2 separate regions of the Mus musculus genome follow, and region 2 is linked to region 1. Evidence: chromatin loops called from intact Hi-C (ENCODE). Cell type or tissue: heart. All regions are shown on one strand. Links, peaks and the distances in the headings refer to the core of each region. The heading gives the core; the rest is flanking DNA.

What was found. Peaks named below come from ENCODE experiments on the same cell type or tissue, not always from the same donor. Only the 100,000 strongest peaks of a DNase experiment are listed, where the experiment ranks them.
Region 2: it touches region 1 in a loop (1.8-fold over the local background); 1 of 42 quality-filtered maps calls a loop at or near these places.

The regions. Positions count from the first base shown.
Region 1 is chr3:37,716,906-37,727,350 of GRCm38, forward strand. Gm5148 (predicted gene 5148) reads right to left here and starts at 7,455. Exons shown (of 3, transcript NM_198657.2): 1 at 7,298-7,455. Gm36620 (a long non-coding RNA gene) reads left to right here and starts at 7,255. Exons shown (of 3, transcript XR_880784.3): 1 at 7,255-7,994. In heart, for the core only: no CTCF peak of the experiment used is centred there; no DNase peak of the experiment used is centred there; H3K4me3 peaks cover 2,262 bases; H3K27ac peaks cover 1,269 bases; H3K27me3 peaks cover 3,044 bases.
Region 2 is chr3:37,668,322-37,677,323 of GRCm38, forward strand. No RefSeq gene overlaps it. Among named protein-coding and RNA genes, the nearest start is that of Gm46799, 16 kb to the left of the region's middle. In heart, for the core only: no CTCF peak of the experiment used is centred there; no DNase peak of the experiment used is centred there; H3K27me3 peaks cover 2,253 bases.

The DNA of each region.
Region 1 (10,445 bases), core at 1,026-9,025:
TTAGAGCGAAGTCTCTGGGATTCCGCTGTGGTCGAAGTCTAATGAAAGGCCCACTTATCGCATGACCTGTGTAGAGACACCTCCCAAAGCTTTCAGAGGCCTTTTCCTGAGAGAGAGAGAGAGAGAGAGAGAGAGAGAGAGAGAGAGAGAGAGAGAGAGAGAGAGAGAGAGAGAAATTCAACAAAGGAACTCCAAGCCCTTAGTGTGTTTCATCAGGCCTGCAGCAAGAGCCAGCTCATTGGCACAAAGCTCCAGCCTCTAGTGTTAAAACAAATCCCAGCTCCAGGTTGAAATTTTTAAGGAGTGTAAACCACACTTAACAGCTTTTGAAGTAGTTGTGAAACTGAGTAGAAAACTTAAATAAACATTTTTTTTTCATATTTTATACGTGTTGCTATGGAGAAAAATAATGAGAGAGTTACCAGTGACTTCATCTGGATCAAAAATGTTTTTTTAAAGTCCGGCTTCTTTGGTTGTAACTAAGCTGGTGGAAGGTGATAGTTACTAACTGTCCCTATGAAATGCTATTTGCTCAAGTCCCAGGGCTGAGAAAGAATAGAAAGACCAGCTGCCATGCTAAAGGAAACTTATTTAGAAAGGTGAACAGGTAGGGATCATGTTTTAGTTGGAATATGGGCCTGTCTAAAACTACCAGACCAATGGCTCGAGGTTTGGTTTTGTTTTTTAATGTAATTTTCACATAACAGCAATACATACATATATATAAAATAGCCATAGTTTTGGTGAAAGGAGGACTACAGGAGGCACAGGAACCTCTAAATCTACCTATTAAACTACGTTCCACCTCTCAAGTTCTTGAAGGAGGAGGGGGTTAAATTATATTAGAGCGAAGTCTCTGGGATTCCTCTGTGGTCAAGGAATGAATATGTGTGTGTGTGTGTGTGTGTGTGTGTATGTGTGGTTTAGAAACAAGTTATTGTGTTGTTTAGAAACAGGGTCCAGGCTAGCCTTGAACTCCTGTCGTAGCCCTGAACTTGGAATCCTTCTGCATTCCCCTTTTGAGTTCTGGGATTCAGGCCTGCCCCTGGACCCTGCCCACAGACAATGATTTCATATTTCTAACGCATAGAACAGCAATCATCATTAACACTGTATTGTCTCTATCCATTTATTCATTCACTAATCCATCTATTCACATATATTTTTAAAATTTTATTTATTTTATGTATGTGAGTACACCGTGGCTGTCTTCAGACACACCAGAAGAGGGCATCAGATCTCATTATAGATGGCTGTGAGCCACCATGGGAGTTGCTGGGGATTGAACTCAGGACCTCTGGAAGAGTAGCCAGTGTTCTTAACCAGTGAGCCATCTCTCCAGCCCACACTTATTCATATTTTTAGTAAGTTACTTAATATAATATCTACTATTTTATAACTGCATATTGTCACTTAACATGCATGGATCATCTCATCTATCTCAGGCTAGCCTGGGACTTGCTATGTGGCTTAAGATAGCCTATAGCTTTAAGGAGTGCTGGGGACTCAGACCATGTATTTGTGCATGTTGGGCAAGCACCCTACCAAGTGAGCTATTTCTCTAGCCCATAAACCTCTTTTTAAAAAGCCTATATCATCATCACTTTTCTACAACTTCCACTCCATCTAGAAGCACATTCCCTGCATATAGTCTCCTCTTTGGGCTTGCTAATTTCAGCTAATACTTTATCAGATCATCAAAATCCAATCCATTTGCAAGTTCTCAATGGTCTAATTTGTATTCACTTGCTAAAATCGCTGGAAGATTTCTACTTGGAATAGATAGATGTACCAAGTAGTAAGGTTTTCTAAATGAAATCGTTTTATCTCTTACAAGTCATTCACCCACATGTGCTGCCTGCAGCCCACTGTAAGCTATGTGGGTGCAGAAGTGGAAAGGAGACCTTCTGAGGTTCATGTCTGGTGCCTGTGAATTAACTCACAAGAGAACAGTTGTGTTCTACATTCACACAAGTAAGCTCCAAGAAAAGTGAAAATCCCACTGGTAATTTGGAAAGGCAGCATGTTGGCTTTGTCTCAGAACCGTGATGGGATGGAGGACGATTCCATCCTAGATGGGTAGAAGTAGGGGTTGGTTTTAGAAAAAGTATGCCAAGTTTGTACATGGGAAGAAGAGTCATAGGGCTTAAAAGAGAGGATGTCCAAAAGTTAGAAAAAGAAGATGCAAATCTTGGAGGTGGTTTTATCACAGGGTGTGGCATATAGACTATCAGAAGCACATGGAAGAGAACAGTGGGCCCAGAGCCAGTAAAAAGAAACTGGGGATCAAGGGACAGTTCTGATGACAGACCCTAAGCTCTGGGTCTGTCACAATGGAAGAGTGGCTCGAAGTCAGGAGGGTGCCAGGAAGGGCATGGCTGCAAACAGACCTGAGATAAAAGCATAGAGTCAAAACTGAGGGTCTGTGGGAAGCAGATGTAAGGGTACGCATGAAAGGTGAGCTCGCAGGATGGCTAACATCTGGATTTGCAACCATCCATGTCAGGCTCAGTGTACCCAGGGTCAGTGATGGCTAGCTGGACAGTCATGCAAAAAACAAGGCTGCTCCCGCACAGGTGATCCCAGGGCTGTAAATATGTGGTCTCTGTTACTGAGGTGAGCAGACCAGACAGTTCTGAGGGAGAGAGCTGAGCCAGGGAGGCTGGTCACTGGCTTCCTGGGAACTCTTGCTCATTCCTGCTTCTGACCACGGGGGTTCGTTCCATCAAACAGAAACAGAGCACTTCATTATGTCCAAGAGGAACCGAGGAGGTGTTCCAAGATGTTTGTGTCAAAGCTGAACTCTTTGCTGCTGCTTTCTTGCTCCTGATAGAAGATCTCTATGGAATTTTAGTACAACGTCCCTGAAGCTCATTAGCAGAAGGTCTGGAGGTTTGAACATATTCAGTCCATCAAACCAATGAATAACTCTGACTTACATAATTTAACTATCTTGATTGATCACAATAGCTACAACTTCCTTCAGTGTCTCATCAAATATTATGAGGATTCAACCACTAGCTAAGACCGATGATGGTCTGTCTGGTGGGCATAAAAAAAATGAGGAGCCTAAATCAGGATGGATGTTCTAGGAGTTAAGGTATATTAGGCTGTTAGATTCAAGTTTCAAGACTATGATTCAAGTTTCATTTGTTTGTTTGCTTGTGTGTTTGACACAGGGTCTCAGTACAAAGCTCACACTGGCCTTGAACTCATGATATCCTCCCTCAGCTTCCTGAGGGCTAGAGTCATAGACCTGTGTACCACCACATCTGGCTCTCCAATGTATCATTGTTACTGTAACATTTTCTTTATGCATTTAACTTCTGATTCTCAGCCATACTACAGGAAGGTAGGGCTGTTCCTATTACTGTTTAACAAATGAGAAATTTGACTCTCAAGTCACTAGCTAGGCATTGTGGTACACATGCCTGCAAGCCCAGCATTTGAGTGTCTAAGACAGGAGGATAGTGAGACCCCTGGGCTTATATACTCAATTCCAGGCCTTCCCAGGCTACTTAGTGAAACACAGCCTAAAATTAAATACCACCCCAAACACACACACACACACCCTCACACACACACACACACACACACACACACACACACACACACACACACACACACCCCTTACCAATCCAAAGTCACCAAAGTAGTAAATGACTCAACCAGACCTATATCCTATATCAATTGTGTGTCTGTCTGACTCCAGGTTCCCTGATTTGTCACTTGTGTCATATTTATGTACTGGGGTATGGCATTAACATGGAGAGTGAGTAAAGCCCTCTTCCTGTCTTTAATGATTGTATATTCCAATGCAGGAGGCAGACAAGTCAATGCCACTACAATCAGTCAAGTAGAGGTCTCTGGAGTTCTTCACATGTCCCATGAGAGTACAGGGGTCACATCTGGTGAACTCAGGGCTTCCAGCTAGAGAGAACAATCTCAGCTCAGACCAGCTTGGTGGCCCAAGATTTCTGTGCCATCTTTATGGTATTCTGTTTTTGGAGGGAGGTTTGGAATGAGGATGATTCTAAATGTTGAAAAAGAATGGCTAGTACTATAAGAGTGTTCCAGAAGCTCCGCCTGGCTCAGGGTGTGGTGTGAAGTTAGGCATTACTTTTGAAAGGCTGTGGTGAACCTGCATCTGGTTTCCTAAGCAACTTACCAGTGGCCTGTGTGGAAGATGGGGATGTGGGAGCAGCTTTGGTCAAAATCAGTTCTACCTTTTTTGGGGGGGGTGTTCTTGTCCCTAGGAGACTACATTTTTTTCTGGCATTTAATCATTTTCATCATGTTGAAGAGACTTTTATCATTTTTTAATAATTCATTTTATGTGCATGGATGCTTTGCCTTTATGTAGGTCCCTGTGCCACCTGCACATGCCTGGTGGCCATAGAGTCATAAGAGGGAGCCAGATCCCCTGAAGCTGGAGTTACAGTTTCCAGCTTCCATGTGGGTGATACGACTCGACCTGGGTCCTCTAGAACAGCAGCCAGTGCTCTTAACTGCACATCCTCTCTGGCCCCCCAAAGAGCCTTTTAATTTCTTTGCCTTGGCTATGGAATCTTGTCAGTATGAGATACCATGCATGGTGACACTAAATTCAGAGAGTCTATGGGTTCTGACTCTTTCTTACAGGAAGAAATTGGCTTTTCCAGACCTGGTAGCCTGGTCTATCTCAGACATCTTCCTGTTCAAAAGTCTTTTCTTTGAGTTGGGGCTTCGTCACCCCATCTTTCTCCAGGTTACTACGCTTAAAGAAGAGATTGTGTTATTTGGCTGTAATATTAGTCCATTAGGAGTCACAGCTAAATAAAAGGATCACTACTAAGGAGACCAGAGTTGAAGGGAGAGGAGCGTGTGGTGAAGGGAAAAACTGGGCAAGAGAAAGCTTGAGTCTCCATGAAGAACTTCATGAAAATAACCAAGAGTGAGGTTTTGGCTAAGGCTCTTCCAGCAAGAATTCTGTATACTGCGTGCTGAGGAAGATGCTACAGTTACGGTAAATGACCATACAGCCTGTCTGGCAGCTGTCTCCAGTGCTGCACTCCCCTTCAAAGCTTATTTAATTATGAAACATGAAATATAGGGTGTTTAGAGTACAGCTTTTAAAATTTCTATTTATTATTATTAGTACTGTGTGTGTGTGTATGACATGTGGACTTGAGTGTCCATGTGTTGAGGCCAGATGACAACTTTGTGAAGCTGGTTTCTCCTCTACCTTTAAGGTGTGTTCCAGAGATGAAACTCAGGGCCTCTTACTTGTGTGGCAAGTGCTTTTATAGGCTGAGCCATCTCATTGGCCCTAGTTTTCTTTAACACACACACACACACACACACACACACACACGCACGCACGCACGCACGCACGCACGCACGCACGCACGCACCTGATAGATCATGGTGATGCATACTTCTAATCCCAGCACTCAGGAAGCAGAGGCAGGCAGATCTCTGGGAGACGGGGAAGCTGGGACCACTTAGAAACAGGGTCAAGAAAAAAAATTGAAAAACAAATCCCCCTATTCTATTATATATATATATATATGTATACATGTTGGAGTATGATGGAAATTATGAAGCGTTGGTGCCTGGGTTCCAGCCCTGAATCCCCTGTATGAACAAAGACCCAGAAATCTGCATTTGGGGATGGTGCTGGAGACTGAATGCAGAGCCTCGGGCATGCCTGACAGGAGCTGTACCCTGCAGCTGTGCTCCGGCTCAGGCATCTGCAGTTTCACAGAAGCTTCTGATGCAGATCCCGAGGCAGAACAGAGAACAGCAGCTGTAGAACATACAGGGATCTGAAACACCCACCTTCAACCCAGACTCTCACTACATAGTTCCCATGCTGCTTTAAGGCAATAGTGACTTTGCTGCGGGCAATTTCTGGTTGATTGTGGATCAGCCTGAAGGAGCAGAGTCCAGGATCTCACTCTCAGACGTACAGTCGGAACTGGGGAGTCCAAATGTGTACACACGGTCTTCTGCAAGGAATACTGCTCTGTTGGGCTGTCTTAACTGTATTCCTTTCCCGACTCAGTTCTTGGTTGCGCTGGTTCAAAGTGTAAGTCTATGTTAGGACAGACAAAAGGCGAGAAGCGGAGAGAGATTTTGCTGGGGGTGGGTTTGTCTGAAGGGTTCTGTTTGTGGAGTACTTTTTAAAACTCCTGCATCGCTTCCAGATCACCCCTGACTTCCTTTACCGCTTAGACATTCTTAGGGAATTCTTCCTGGGCCAGCCACATCTGCTTCCAGTTCCTGGGCTGGTCAGCTGTGCCTGCAGAAGGTTGTCTGCCTCTCAGACTGCAGGCGGGAACCCAGCTCTTCGCTCCCACCGCTTTCGGGCAGGTAGAGAGAGAAAGCTCATAGCTCAGGTTTTGTTACCAAGCAACGGGGTTCCATTTGCCAATTGCCACCATTTCCTTCGCATAGTATTACAGGCCTTATTTTTAACATTTAGTTCAGAGAAATTGCCGTCATTATGCGCAGTAACTTCCTTTGGAGGTTACTCATTAACCTTAGGTATTTTACTGTGTAATTATAACTGCCAATGCCCCAGGCTTGGAAAACCTTTGAACTCCTTAAGGTATTAGGGGGACGGCAGAAAGGATATTATCTGACTTTTCTTCCTTTTCCAGTTAGGTTAATTTCGGAGGTGCCTGTGTCCCCTCCTCGTTCTCCCTCCCTCCAAGGGGAAGCCCTTCCAGTGTTTTCTTCCTCCTTTCTGGTCTCAGACTCTGAACTAAACCTGTTAGCGTCCAATTTCTTTGATACTGGGCCACAGTAAAACTGTTTCCCCTTTGTTTTATAAGGTCTGGGGGGGAAGAGGGGCGGGAGGAGACTGAGAAGTCCCAGTGGCTGGGAAGTGACTGGCAGGCACCCTTCGGCCTCCCGGGGCTCTGTGATGCCCCCCTACACAATGACTGGAATTAGATATCGCGTACAGCCTTCTTTTGACACAACGGAAGGCCTCCTCTCGGCTTTCTGCAAGCAGCTTTTCACTCCCAGGCTCCGCGGGAGCCAGGTGCATAGCCTCATAATGCGCCTATTATACAGCCAGGCTCAGTCGCCATGGCTCACACAATGACCCTTCTGATCTGGCCACAACAGCAGGGATGGGTGCCAAGGCTTCGGTCCCCACCCACAGCAGATTTAGGTATGCACTTCGGGTGTATTTGCAGCCCCTCTTTACTACCCCCGAAAGGAGAGTTGAATGCATCCCCGTGAAACTCCCCCCCCCCCCCGCCCCAACTCTGTTTCAAGACAAACAAGAGTAATTGGGGCACATCACCTGCGCGCGCAGCTCCAGGTCTTTCTGGCCTCCGCCCAGACATTCCAGGTAACTCGAGGAGGGCTGGGCGGCCACGTGACTGTGTTGGCTAGGGCGCACCTTGCTCCAGCAGGGACAGGTGAGCTCTGCACCCTGGTGGGAGCATGCATTTTGCAAACTCAGGTCTGCACCGCCCCACTGCTGCTTTGATCGGGACAAATGAAAGGCTGGACTGGCATTTCGGCTTCACGGAGCTGAACCGCAGCATTCCAGCAGGTACTGCAAGTCTCACGGAGGCCAGAGCGCCACGCTGCCCGCTCCCTCCACCCCCCAAAACGAGCATCCTTCATCTTCCGAATGGGAGGGGGCAGCGAGGGACATTTTGCTTTACTTCAAAAGGCTCGAGGACTTGCAGCTTTTTCTTCCCCACATAAAGGGCTGGTGGAGGTTTCTCTGACGGTAGGAACATGTTGTCACACGTGACCTAAACAGCTCAGCTGCTCCAGCGCCTATTAGTCAACCAGCCAACACCTAAAGAACCTGGTGTTCACTCAGCTTAGGAGAAGGCTGGCAGGCACAGGCTCTGCCAGCCCAGTGTTTATGGGTTAGCTAAGGGTTGAGGAGAGACCTGTGAAGAAGGGAAACAGATACCATCTGTGAGCGCTGCCTAGTGCCAGCACTGTGATACCCTCTCTCATTCCTTCTGACACTCTGTCAGGTAGGTCTTGGTTATGACCTCCACTCCAGGCATTTTAGAGAGGTCATTTGCCGAAGCTCTCAGTGTGGGCATCAGGCTGTGGAGGTCACAAATGTTGGAGTCACGGGGCCCTCTCCTACCCACATCAGTTTGTCCTAGTTCGCTCTCTGGAAGATAGAGACCTTGTCTGGGGTCATGGTCCAGAACATTCTTTTCCCATTTCACTGCTGAGCTGGGATGACAGATCATTCTTTAGTCAGGGTGCCCCTGCCCCCACTTCTGTTTCTTTTGCTTTGGCTGTGCTGGGGAGACACATCCCAGTGAATGTCTTCTTGGGCAGCAGGTGATCTTGTCTTGCCCTCTCTGGTTTTATTTCAGAGGTGGAGAGTAGAGACCTCACTCAAATCTGGGAAGTCTACAAAGCCAACCTTCACCAGATGATCTCCTAAATCCCTTCCTCCAATGTCAATGACAGACACCCAGTGCAGCCACTTTCCTGAAAGATAGTCATGTACAGCCCATGTCTCCCTGACACCCTAAGTAGAGCTGGTCTACTATCCAGGCATCTATAACTCAACTTGCCACATCTGGTCATTCAACTCCTGCACCATACCTCAAGAGCCTGACAGGATGTGGTTTCTCAAGTAGGCCAACGTCTTGATGCCTTTTAATAGTGTGGAGCCCGAGCCAATAGGGTTTTATGAGTATCACAGGGAGTCACATCCTTTGACCTGGTATATAATCTGACTTCTCTGGATCCTGGGCTAATTACGGCAGTTCCTCTGAGCATGGATGAATAGGAAACCTTCTGATGTTTGAAAACTAAGCCCATCCATCATATTTGTTCTCTATGTTGTGTCTTTAGCCAGCCTAGTTGGTGGGGACTGAGACCTCCTGGACATTGCAGCTTAGACTCAGTCCCTCTTGGTTGACAGTTCAGCGCTTGGAGGCTGAGGGTTTCATCTTTTTGTTCACTGAGCACCTCTGATTATGTGGTAAATTGGAGAAAGAACAGGAATCTGTGCTCACCAGCCTCATCCCACCACGGCCACGGCCACCCCTGTAAGCCCCAGTTACCTCATCTTGAAGGAAACAAACTAAAACGTGGCTTTAAAATCAGAGCAACTCTTGCATGTTATTGTATGATTTTGTTTGGATTCAGGTGCTCTGGCTTGCTGGGACTTTTGTGCAAGGTATTAGGTTGAAATCAAAAGGGAAGGATGCAGGACAAACCCGTTTCTGCAGAGCAGATGGCTGGGCTGCAGAGAGGCTACTGAGACCCATTCCTGCTTAGCCCCAGGAACTGGCCGGTTGCTCCTGGGAAGTACCCAGGAAGGATCGGAGAAATCTGCAAATGAAGTTTAGCTCCAGACACTGGTTGCCATAGCTGTTGGATCAGATCAAGAAAACGTTGCTTCATTAGAATTTGAGAGCCAAAAATCAATGGTTTTGGGAAGCAGATTCACTTGCAGCTATGAATAATAAAGACTGATGATACAGAAATGTAAGTCCTCACATAAGACTCCCAGGAAGGGCTACTCAGAGCAGGTGCTCAAGCTCCAGGCATGCTCAGGGACCCAGGCTGCTTCCAGGCTTTGGCTCTCGTGTCCCAAAGCATCAAGTTCATTCTCATAGTTGCCTTGGGGTCCAAGGTGGCTGCCAGACTCCGTCCACTGCACTTGCATTGCAGGCTCAGCAAAGTCAGAAGAAGGAACAGCAAGAGGGATGTGCAGCCCAGCTGGGCCAGTCTTCCCAGCAGTCCCTTGTGAGTTACACCATTGGCCAGGACTCAGCACGATACAGTCTCTGTTCTGGGCAGTGTACTGGGAATCTGGAAGAGTTTTCTTTAAAGAGAACATGGCTAGAGATTGACAGGTAGTGAGGGTCTCTGTGTTAGGCATGGTCCTTAGAACTCTGGACTGGATTCATTTATTTGGTAGCAATGAGTGAAGCACTGGGGGCTGGATGGAGGGAATGAAGACTTGGACTGCAGGGACCATGGCTGGAAGGGAAGAGTCTGACAAGGTTTGCTAGCTGAATTGAGAAATCGGGAACAGTGCCAAAGGTAGATGGTGATGTCATTAGTTGACATTAGCAAGGAAGATCCTGGATTAGGAGTCAGACTTGCTGACTGTGTCCAGTGGGCTGTCCTGCGGCTGGTGCTCAGAGCTGTTGAGGGTGGACATTTCCAATGCATACTGAACCTATTTACATATTAAGAACATTCTAATGTCTGTAGGATGTCTTAACATGTATTTTGGGGTTTTATAAGTTGCTACTTAGGGCTCTCTTAATTGTGTCAGAGGAAGGGTATAGGGCTGCCTCTTTTTGTGCAATATCACTGGGCCTAAGGGTCCTGAGAGTCGGGGCAAAGTTTTGTTCTTGAAAAGGTGCTTCTCCTTTGCCTTCCCCTCCCTTGCCTTTAGTTCCTGCCTATGTGGTGGTTGGAAGCAGGAGCTCAGTGTCCCAGCG
Region 2 (9,002 bases), core at 1-8,000, 50 kb before region 1:
TAGCAAAAAAAAAAATAGTTACATATATCATCTGTCAATTAGTCTACCTTATTTCTATCGTTTGTTTGTCTATCATCTATCTATTGTTTGTCCATCATGTGCTTTAAGCAGTGGATACCGCTGTTAGGTTTTATTAGCAGGCAAGATAAACAGTTTGAAGCAAACCTGCCCTTTGCTGGTTTCCTGAGTTGTGCTCGACAGTTTGGGAATGGCCAGGGAAGATGGAGGGCAACACACCTCCAAGTGGTATGATTGGGTGTCTGGGTTTCTCTTCTTCTAGCAGAGAGAGCTAGAAGCCTGCAGGAACAGCGGCGGGGCTGCCTCTATTGTAAATGGGGGCCACACAGCCACAAAAAACGTGTCCTGCAGAAGGACCAAATTGAAGACAGTGAGAACGCAAGAATTGCCAGCCAATCAGGAACTGCTGTTTAGAATAGCGACTCTTGGGACCAATGGGGATGTGGGTGGAGGTTATTAAAGGACTTAGCAGCAGTGTGCAGCATTTCTCAGGCGCTCCTGGAGTCTGTATCAACGTTGACTCTGTGCCAACTCGCCCCCAACCCCCAAGAGCAGGTAGGGGCGGGCAGAGAGCTGTCCAGGGCACAGGCACCCAGCATTGTTGACGGACCACTTCATAGTTACAAATCTCCTTTAATGGGGGCTCAACTTTGCCTGTTGCTACAAGGACTGCGCTCATGGTTCGACCTCGTGGTGCGGCTGTTGTGTCCCTTCGGTGTTTTCTTTGGTGAGTTGGCCCTTTGATGTTTTATGTTGTGGGTCGCGTGAAGGTGAGCGCGTGGACCTCACTTCTGTCTTCTTTGTCTTTTCTGTCTGTCCATCCTGGTAATCGAGGTTTTGGTTTCGGTTTGGTTCGAGGGTGAGTGTGCAGCGAGCATGAGACAAGCGTCAGCGGCCATCTTCTCCTCTTTATTTGTCTTTGAGCGAGCGAGCGTGCTGCTGCAAGTTTGCTGCGGTCTTTTTTTGTTCTTCTTTGTCTTTGGGCGAGAGTGCCGCGATAAGCATAAGGCGGCCATCTTTTCTGTCTTCTTTGCCTATTCTCATTTTCACTTTTGGTCTGGATATGGGCTGGCCATCTGGGATCGGCTCCCGAACACCTTTTCAAGGGTCCCTCAACATCATTGACTCTGTGCCAACTCACCCCCAAACCCCAAGAGAAGGTAGGGTCAGGCAGAGAGCTGTCCAGTACACAGGCAACACTGAGAATCAAACATGGATCCAAGGCTTACACAGTCAGAAAGCAGAGGCAGATATAACTTGCAAGTTTAAGGACAGCCTGGTTGGTCTACATAGTTGGCTCCAGGCCAGCCAGAGATACAGTGAGATCCTGACTCAAAGAGCAAAACAAACAAAAACTCCATGCTGAGGGACTTGAGTCCTGGCTCAGTTGTGGAATTTACTTAAAACTTTTTATAGAGGATCTGGGTTCTATTCCCAGCACCCATATGTTAGCTCACAACCTTCTGCTTTTAACTTGGCAGGAATGGCCACCGAAAAGCCATGATGTACGGAAAGGTATAAACAATAATAGTAACAAGGCTGGGGTGTGGCTCGGGTGTAGATGAGCAATGGAAAAAATGTATACTAATAAGGTTTTCTAGGCTTGGTGGCACATGCCTTTAATCTCAGCACTCAGAGGAAGAGGCAGGCAGATCTTAAGTACTAGGCTATCCTGGTCTACATAGCAGTTTCCAGGCTAGTCAGGGCAACATAGTAAGAACCTGTTTTCATACATACATACATACATACTAAAAGCTTGCTTAGACTCTGGGGCAGGGGCATGCCACTTTACTTCTGGATGGTCAAACTGACTCAGAGGATGTGATTCTGAATTCAGGTGTGTTTCTAATAGCAGTTTCCGTTCTCAAGGGACTTGGCCAAAACATTCGGAAGTCTGTCTAACTGAACACCCTTACTGTTCTTAGGAATGGCTATGGTGACCACCATTTTTCTGTGAGAAGTAAGACAAATGTGAGCCAGGATCAGGAGTAAAGGCAGAGAGAACCCCAGAAGTTTCTTATCTGTGGCAATGAAGTATCAGCTTTTAAAAATGTTTCAATGCCATGTGTGTACTAGGGAGGCAGAGGCAGGATGCTTAGAAGTTCAGGACCAGCCTTGGCTACAGTGTAAATTTGAGCCTGCTTTGGATACATGAGGCCCAAACAAAACAAAAACAACAAAACAAAACAAAACAAAACAAAACAAAACACCCAAATCAAAACAGAACATTCTTAGGTAAAGAGTGAGTTGATTGAGGAATCTCTCCTAGTAGTTGGAGAAAAAGCAACCTCCCCTCTCCAAAGAATCCTAGAAATAGATATGTATTTAACTGACCTTTGAGATGGAGACAGACTTGTAAACATAAAACAGTGTATTAAATACAGTGGAATAAGTTCCGTGGGGAGGTGTGTCTGAGAGTGTGTAGGAAAGATGAAATAGGAACATACTTGAAGAAAGCATCACTATTACAATGTTAGTTATAAAGAATACCAGGGGCTACTGAAGTAGCAAGAGACCCAGGGCTGTCAACTGGCAGGCACTTAAGTCCCACCAGAGAGCAAAGACCAAGGCACTGAGCTATATGTTTTTAATGTGCATATGTATATAATAGCCGAATAGTAACTGGCCTTTTCTAAAAGTCACCTTTCAGTTAGACTGTTATTCTTCTCTCTCTATGCCAGAATGTAATATGTCTGCAATAAAGCATCTAATATGGTATTGGCGAGGTACATTCATAGCTCGAAGTGCAGGGAAGGTGGCCAGAGACTACGGGTGTTCTTAAACCGCAATTCAGTAAAGCTGTGATCCCAGGAGCATCCTCAGAGATGGGTTGAAAAAGTCCAAGGAAGGCAGCAGAGTCCTCAAAGATACACCCTGAAAGAACAAACACACAGGCACACTGAAAGCACTGGAGGGTGGTTGTGTATGAAGGGAGGAGACGCAAGTTTGTACGATTTCAGTTTTTATAGAATTAGTATACATTGCTTCTATAACTAGGAGATGGCTGGACATGGTAACCGAGGGGAAGGGTCCCTTTCCCTGAGCTAAGCATCATAAGCATAATAAGCATTTGTCCTGGAAGTGTAGGATGAAATAAGCCCTTTACTCCCTAAGTTGCTTTGATCACGATATTTCACCACAGCAATGATCCCTAACTAGGATACATGTCTGAAAAACAAATGACTATAAGCATATCATTTCAGTTTGACAGCTTCGGGGTGGGGGTTGATCACACTGACCCCACCCCAACTCTGTGTCCCACTATGCCAAATAGTTAGCATTTCAGAAGAAATGGGGAGATGTTCAGAGACCTACATAAATAGGCACATGAAGAAGTCCCAGCAAAATATATGTTCTTTAGTTCTTCAGTAAGAGAATTTTGCTTTCTCTATATTAAAATTGACTTAGCTTTTCCCCCTCCCAAGCAGGGCCTTTTCTTAGCCCAGGTTGGTTGGAGCTCATTCTGTAGCTCAAATTGGTTCCAAGCTCATGATCTTTTTGCCTCCAGTCTTCCAAGTGCTGGGATTATGTGTGCCACCATGCCCAACCAACTAGACAAATTTTTTATAGTCAATGCTCAAGAACTTTAACAATTTTGAATATAGAATATTGCTCTCATAAATTCTTAATGTTTTCAAATCAACCTATAAGCATATATGCTGCTGTGATTTTTTTTTTCCATGACTGTTTATTTAGGTCTCTGGAACATTTCTGCTTCCTTCTGGAATTCTTTACATTAGAGGCAAACCTACTTTGGTCTGGTGCACTTAGGCCCTTTGCTGATGGACTAATTCAGTCAGGCTAACGAAGAGACAAGCGGCTGCTGGCAAAAGGAAAGCTAATGAACGCTCAGAAGTGGGTCTAAAAATTCAGTGGGTGATCTTCTCCGGTTTGTGATCAATCAGGAGCCAGTATTCCTTCCTGGTGAGCTTTGAGGCAACAGGAGAATTCCTCATTCAGGCTCCTCTAAACTTGGTTTGACCTGAAGCCTCTGGTCAGCTGCCTTTGAACAGGAAATAGGTCGGGAGACACGGAGCCTTCATCAGCAGAGAGACAGATGGAAAACAGGTGCAGGAAGAAGCAGAGCTTATGGAGGGAAGGAGTAGGGCTTAAAAACACACAGAGTGCGCATCTGACACAGAGTTTCCTTTATGTCTTTAGATCACTGTGTCTTCCCCCACCAACCTTCCCTCTGACAAGATAAGAAATAATAATAGCAGCAGGATTTTCTGAAGCGATGACTCAGGCTTGTAACTGCCCGGCTTTCTTTTCAGTAGCTGCTTTATTGAGCCTTTAAGGAAGCAGTTCATTGGAATTTATCACTTGTTTTTTTTCCTCTTAAATCAGCGAGTGGTTCAGGTTATGAGACTTCCCTAGGTTTGTTCTATCTGCGTTGGCATTTCCACTGGAAATACGGAGTGTGGCCTTTTCTTGTTTGGGTGTCTAATCCCATTTTAAAGGCCCGTCACGCCCCTGCTGAGGGTCAGCACCCTGTGAATAGACGCCTCTGCACCTGCTCGCCTATTCTCTGTCCTTCTCCTCTGAGGAGAACGAGAGGATGTTCCGGATGGCAAACAATACCATGCTTCACTGGCTGTGGTGACAGAAAACCATTCTGGACCTGGGAATTGGGTAAACTTTAAAGGGCATGAGAAAATAAACACAAAAACAAGCAAGTCTGAAAAGGGCCGGTGGGCTGGTGCAAGAGCATTGCGTTTAAGGCTCCGGATACAAGGGGGATCACGCCCTTGAATTTCTTAGCTCAGGCACTGAAGAAAACTGCACAGAACATACGACATGCCTTCACCACAGGCGCCTCTAACATGAGTGGAGGCGTGAAAACAGCAGAGTCCTCCAAATGACCACAGTGGCTAGATATGGCTGCCTGATTCCCAGAGTAAAACTCCAGATTGTTGTACTTCCCAGATCTGAATAAGCAGTAATTGGATGGAGACAATCCGAACCGGTAAAAGACTTCACGTCCACACTGCCTGTTTTCTCCTGTTCTGTGGACATAGCTCGTGGCCCATGCTGATGCTTGCCTGTAACCCCTGATCATGGAGAGTAGAGAATTTCACAGGCAGATTTGAACCCGTGACTTGTCACATGAGCCAAACTCATGACCAAAGTGATAAAAACATAAAGTTCAGGGCCCAACTGTTTTACCTCATGCCCATCACAAAATCCCCCGTGTCTTATGCAGCCACATCAATACCTTCACCATCTTTCCTAAAATCACGCTGTTTTTCATTTTTCCTAATGAAGTACAATTCCCTCAGATTGTAACACAAGCGTATACTAGCTTTCACTTCGCATTCCACCAGTTACTGTGTGGGGGAGGGGTGCACACGCCACAGCACATGAGTCAAGGTCAGAGGACGTCTTTGTGGAGTCAGCTCTCACCTTCTGTCTGGATACAGGTTTGAACTCAGGTTGCCCAGCTGGAGCAGGAAGTGTCTCCCTCCTGAGCTATCTTTCCAGCCCCTATCTTTCACTTTGTGTCAGGCTCCAAAATCCAGGCAAGGTGCAGCTGATCAGAATCTCTTTCTTCCCTCTTAATCTTAGCTCTTGATCCTGTGTGCTTGCCTGACACTTTCATTTCCGCATGTCCCATATGTTGTCAGAGAAGCCTTCCTGGGAGAGAACATGACACACTCTGCTTTCAGTACCTCCTATCCCAAAGCTACATAGACTGTGGCAGGACATTGAGCATGGCCCCGGGCGCTTTGAAAATGTGAGTGACTGCATTTGACCAGAAGACACGTTGTCAAGGCAACCTGTGACAAAGCATCCTCGTGGAGCATGGCTGGGTACAGCAGGCAGGATCAGAGGGGTTAGTGAGCTCTGGCTCGCGGCTGGACTATGACTGTGAGTTCCAGATTTTTGTCCTTCAGGTTTCAAGAGTCAAATGAAACTGGGCAGGGTAGAGATATTATCCAGAAAATCTTGCTTCCTGGAAATGCGCGGGGCAGTTTGGGTGGGGTAGCTGGGTGGAGATTCCTCAGAGAAACTGGTTAGAAGACCAGAGCTGTGATCTAGGTCTTGATTACAGTGAAGTAATGAGAAGAGGGTGGTAACGTTGAGATACTGCAAAGGAAGGGCTCACAGGATCTGGAACCAACTGACTAGCTACCAGACAGGATCAACAAATCCCCTCTGATTCCAAACTGGGAGTCTGTGAGAAGCTGGAGTAGATAGATGGCCTCAAATGTACGTGGAAGGCTTAGGTTCATTATGTTGAAAACATCCCACTGTGTGCATAAGGGTAGGGGTATTGGCGTATCTTTGAAGCTATAACAGTGCTGGCTTGGGTATGATAAGGCTGCAAGATGGTGTTGGTTCGGGTAGTTTTTGCATTTATGAACTAGGAAAAACGAGAAGGCTTGGAGGGAAAGGAAGGCAGGGTCCCAGGGATGGCTGCCTCTGAGGTGAGGGTAGGGTGAGAGAAGAGAGGAGGGCAGAAGTGAAGACAAAAAGAAGAGTTTACAATCATCATGAGGCAAATAAGGCAGGCAGGCAGGCAGGCAGGCAGGCAGGCAGACTGCTTGGGGTGGAGGACCGATGTTTGAAGGCTTGAGGAAAGATGTCACAGCACAGGTGACGAGAAAATGGCTTTGCAAAGGTGGCGGCAGCAGTCTAAAATGTCACCAGTGCTTATGTGATAAAGAAAATAGAGTGTGTGCGCTGGGGGCTGTGCATGATGTCATAGGCCCAGGGAGAACGCTCGAGGTGCAGAGGACACCTGGAGCTGGGACAGGAGAAGGGAGGGGACTTGGGGATGAGTCACAGGGAGGACTCTGATGGAAGAAACACCTGGACTGAGTTCAGAAAGGCCATGAGGCTGTGGCCAGAGGGGCCAGTCACAAGGCAGAGCATTTCCTGCGTCCCAGTCTGACTGGGTTTTGTTCTGCAATCTCTGCAGGTGCATGCAGACGGTTGCGGCTGTGTTGGCAGGCTCATCCTGCTGATAGCCCCTTGCTCGACTTCCAGACCCAACTGCATTGAATGCCTCTGACACAAAATAAGCAACTGATAAGCGAGGAAGGGAGGGTGCAGAGGGTTAGCTCTAGACAGGAGACGAGATTGTTCTACCAGGTAGGAAGAGAGGGGAGACGCTGAGTCATCAAAGGAAGGTTCCCCTTTTGCAAGATAATTTCCATCAATTTAGGGACGTGGCGGTATCTGAGAGCTTTCCCCAGACAGGGCAGTGGCAGGGCCTGGGGAACACTGGTGTTTTCTGTGAGTCAGCTTGCCCACTAGACACTTTACCATGCTCCCTGAGAGCTTACCGCAGCACCAGGTGCCATTGCTATTTTGACCAAAATAGATGTGCACATGGAAGACCATAGTACAAATCCAGGTCTCGTGATGCAAAACCCATCCAATCTCCAGTGGCCCACGGAGGGAGCAGTTGTTGGGCTCAGAGAGAGAGGAACACATTGAGTGGAGTCAAGGGTCTAGTCAGGGTGAGTGAACTTGAACTTGGCTAATGTACAGGCAGTAGGCTCCCATGACTTCTAGAAGCCAAGAATTAGAGAATGCCAAGGCTGTGGAAATCTAGGCTCTGTTTCAGCTTAGAGAGGTGAGAAGTTTGAGGAGGAAGGATGTAACCAAGGAGGGTGTTGAGGGCCAATTCAGTAACTGCTTCAGGAGGCTAGATTTAGTCTCCCAGGAGAGTTTGTGGGTGCTCAAATGTTTCCCTGCCTCACAGATCATCCAGAACGGAGCCAACTCCACCAGGTTGGCCTTTCTCTGCGGGCGGCTTCTCTGGGTTTGTGGAGAAACGTGACTGAGGTTTTCCAAGAGGCCCACATTACGCCTTTCCTCAGCCTTCAGATAAATTCCCTATCACTCAACACCTGTGCTGTCAATTGTGTTTTGAAGGAAATCCTTTTTCTTACTCTATGTGTGTGTGTGTGTGTGTGTGTGTATGATGTTTGTATCCCAGTACTTTCTTCGGGAAAATGTTCGAAACTTCAAAGACTGTCTTCCTGTCTTCCCATAAACACCAGAGGGGCCAAGCCAAACTGCTGACCACTGTGAAGTAATCCTTTCTGAGAAGCACAATGAAGTGTGCCACAGTTGCCGAGAACACAGTTGTGGGGAGCTTCACTATGTGTGCGTGCTCAAGGCACAAAAGCTCGAGGGAGCGGCTCTAGGGAGGCTGCTCTGTCTGTCTGGTGTGACTCTTACATACGGTGGCTTCTTCCTGTCCTAGATGTCTCATTCACAGACAACTCAGAGAAGCTCAGATTCTGTTTTGGAATGAAAGTAAAATCCAGATTCTACAGGTCTGTTTTTCCAGGCGTGCTCCATGTATCAGTCAAACAAACAAACAGTGTTCTGAAGGTTTGGGTTTTTGTTTTGTTTTGCAAAATTTTGTAATTCTCAAATGTGATCTTGGCAGATGGCGATATCTTGTGATATCAAAAGCTCAGAGACACAGAAGAGGCATAACTAATCAAACTGACCTACAAGGATAACCTCTCTAGGCCTTTAAAAGCTAGAGTGTACATTCTTGCTGTTAGTTCAGCCAGCAGCACTAAAGATACAGTTTATTCTCATCTAAGGACTTAATTGTTCATAGTAGCACAGATCAGTTAATATGCACAGCACACTCATCTTCAGTGGACATTTGAATGCTGAGTTCCCACAGCAGAATATCATATCTGGCATCCATCAGGAACTGTTATCTAGGTAAAAATTTACAATGCGTACAAACAAATCAGTCCATCTGTCCCCAGACAGAAAAGCATCGCTCACCTTCAAGATCTAAAGATCCTTTTGTTTGTTCTTTGCTTGCCTTAGGTTTTCCCTTTCTGGAAGAATAAGCTGAAACAGAATCTCACAACAAAATCTCTCCCCATCTGTATGCCTGGGTGTGCACCTGTGTGTGTGGCCATGCTCCTACAAGCATCAGCTCTCATATTTTGACATGGCTAACACCTTCTTCTTTGCCTGGGTCATGGTAGTCTCAAAGTATG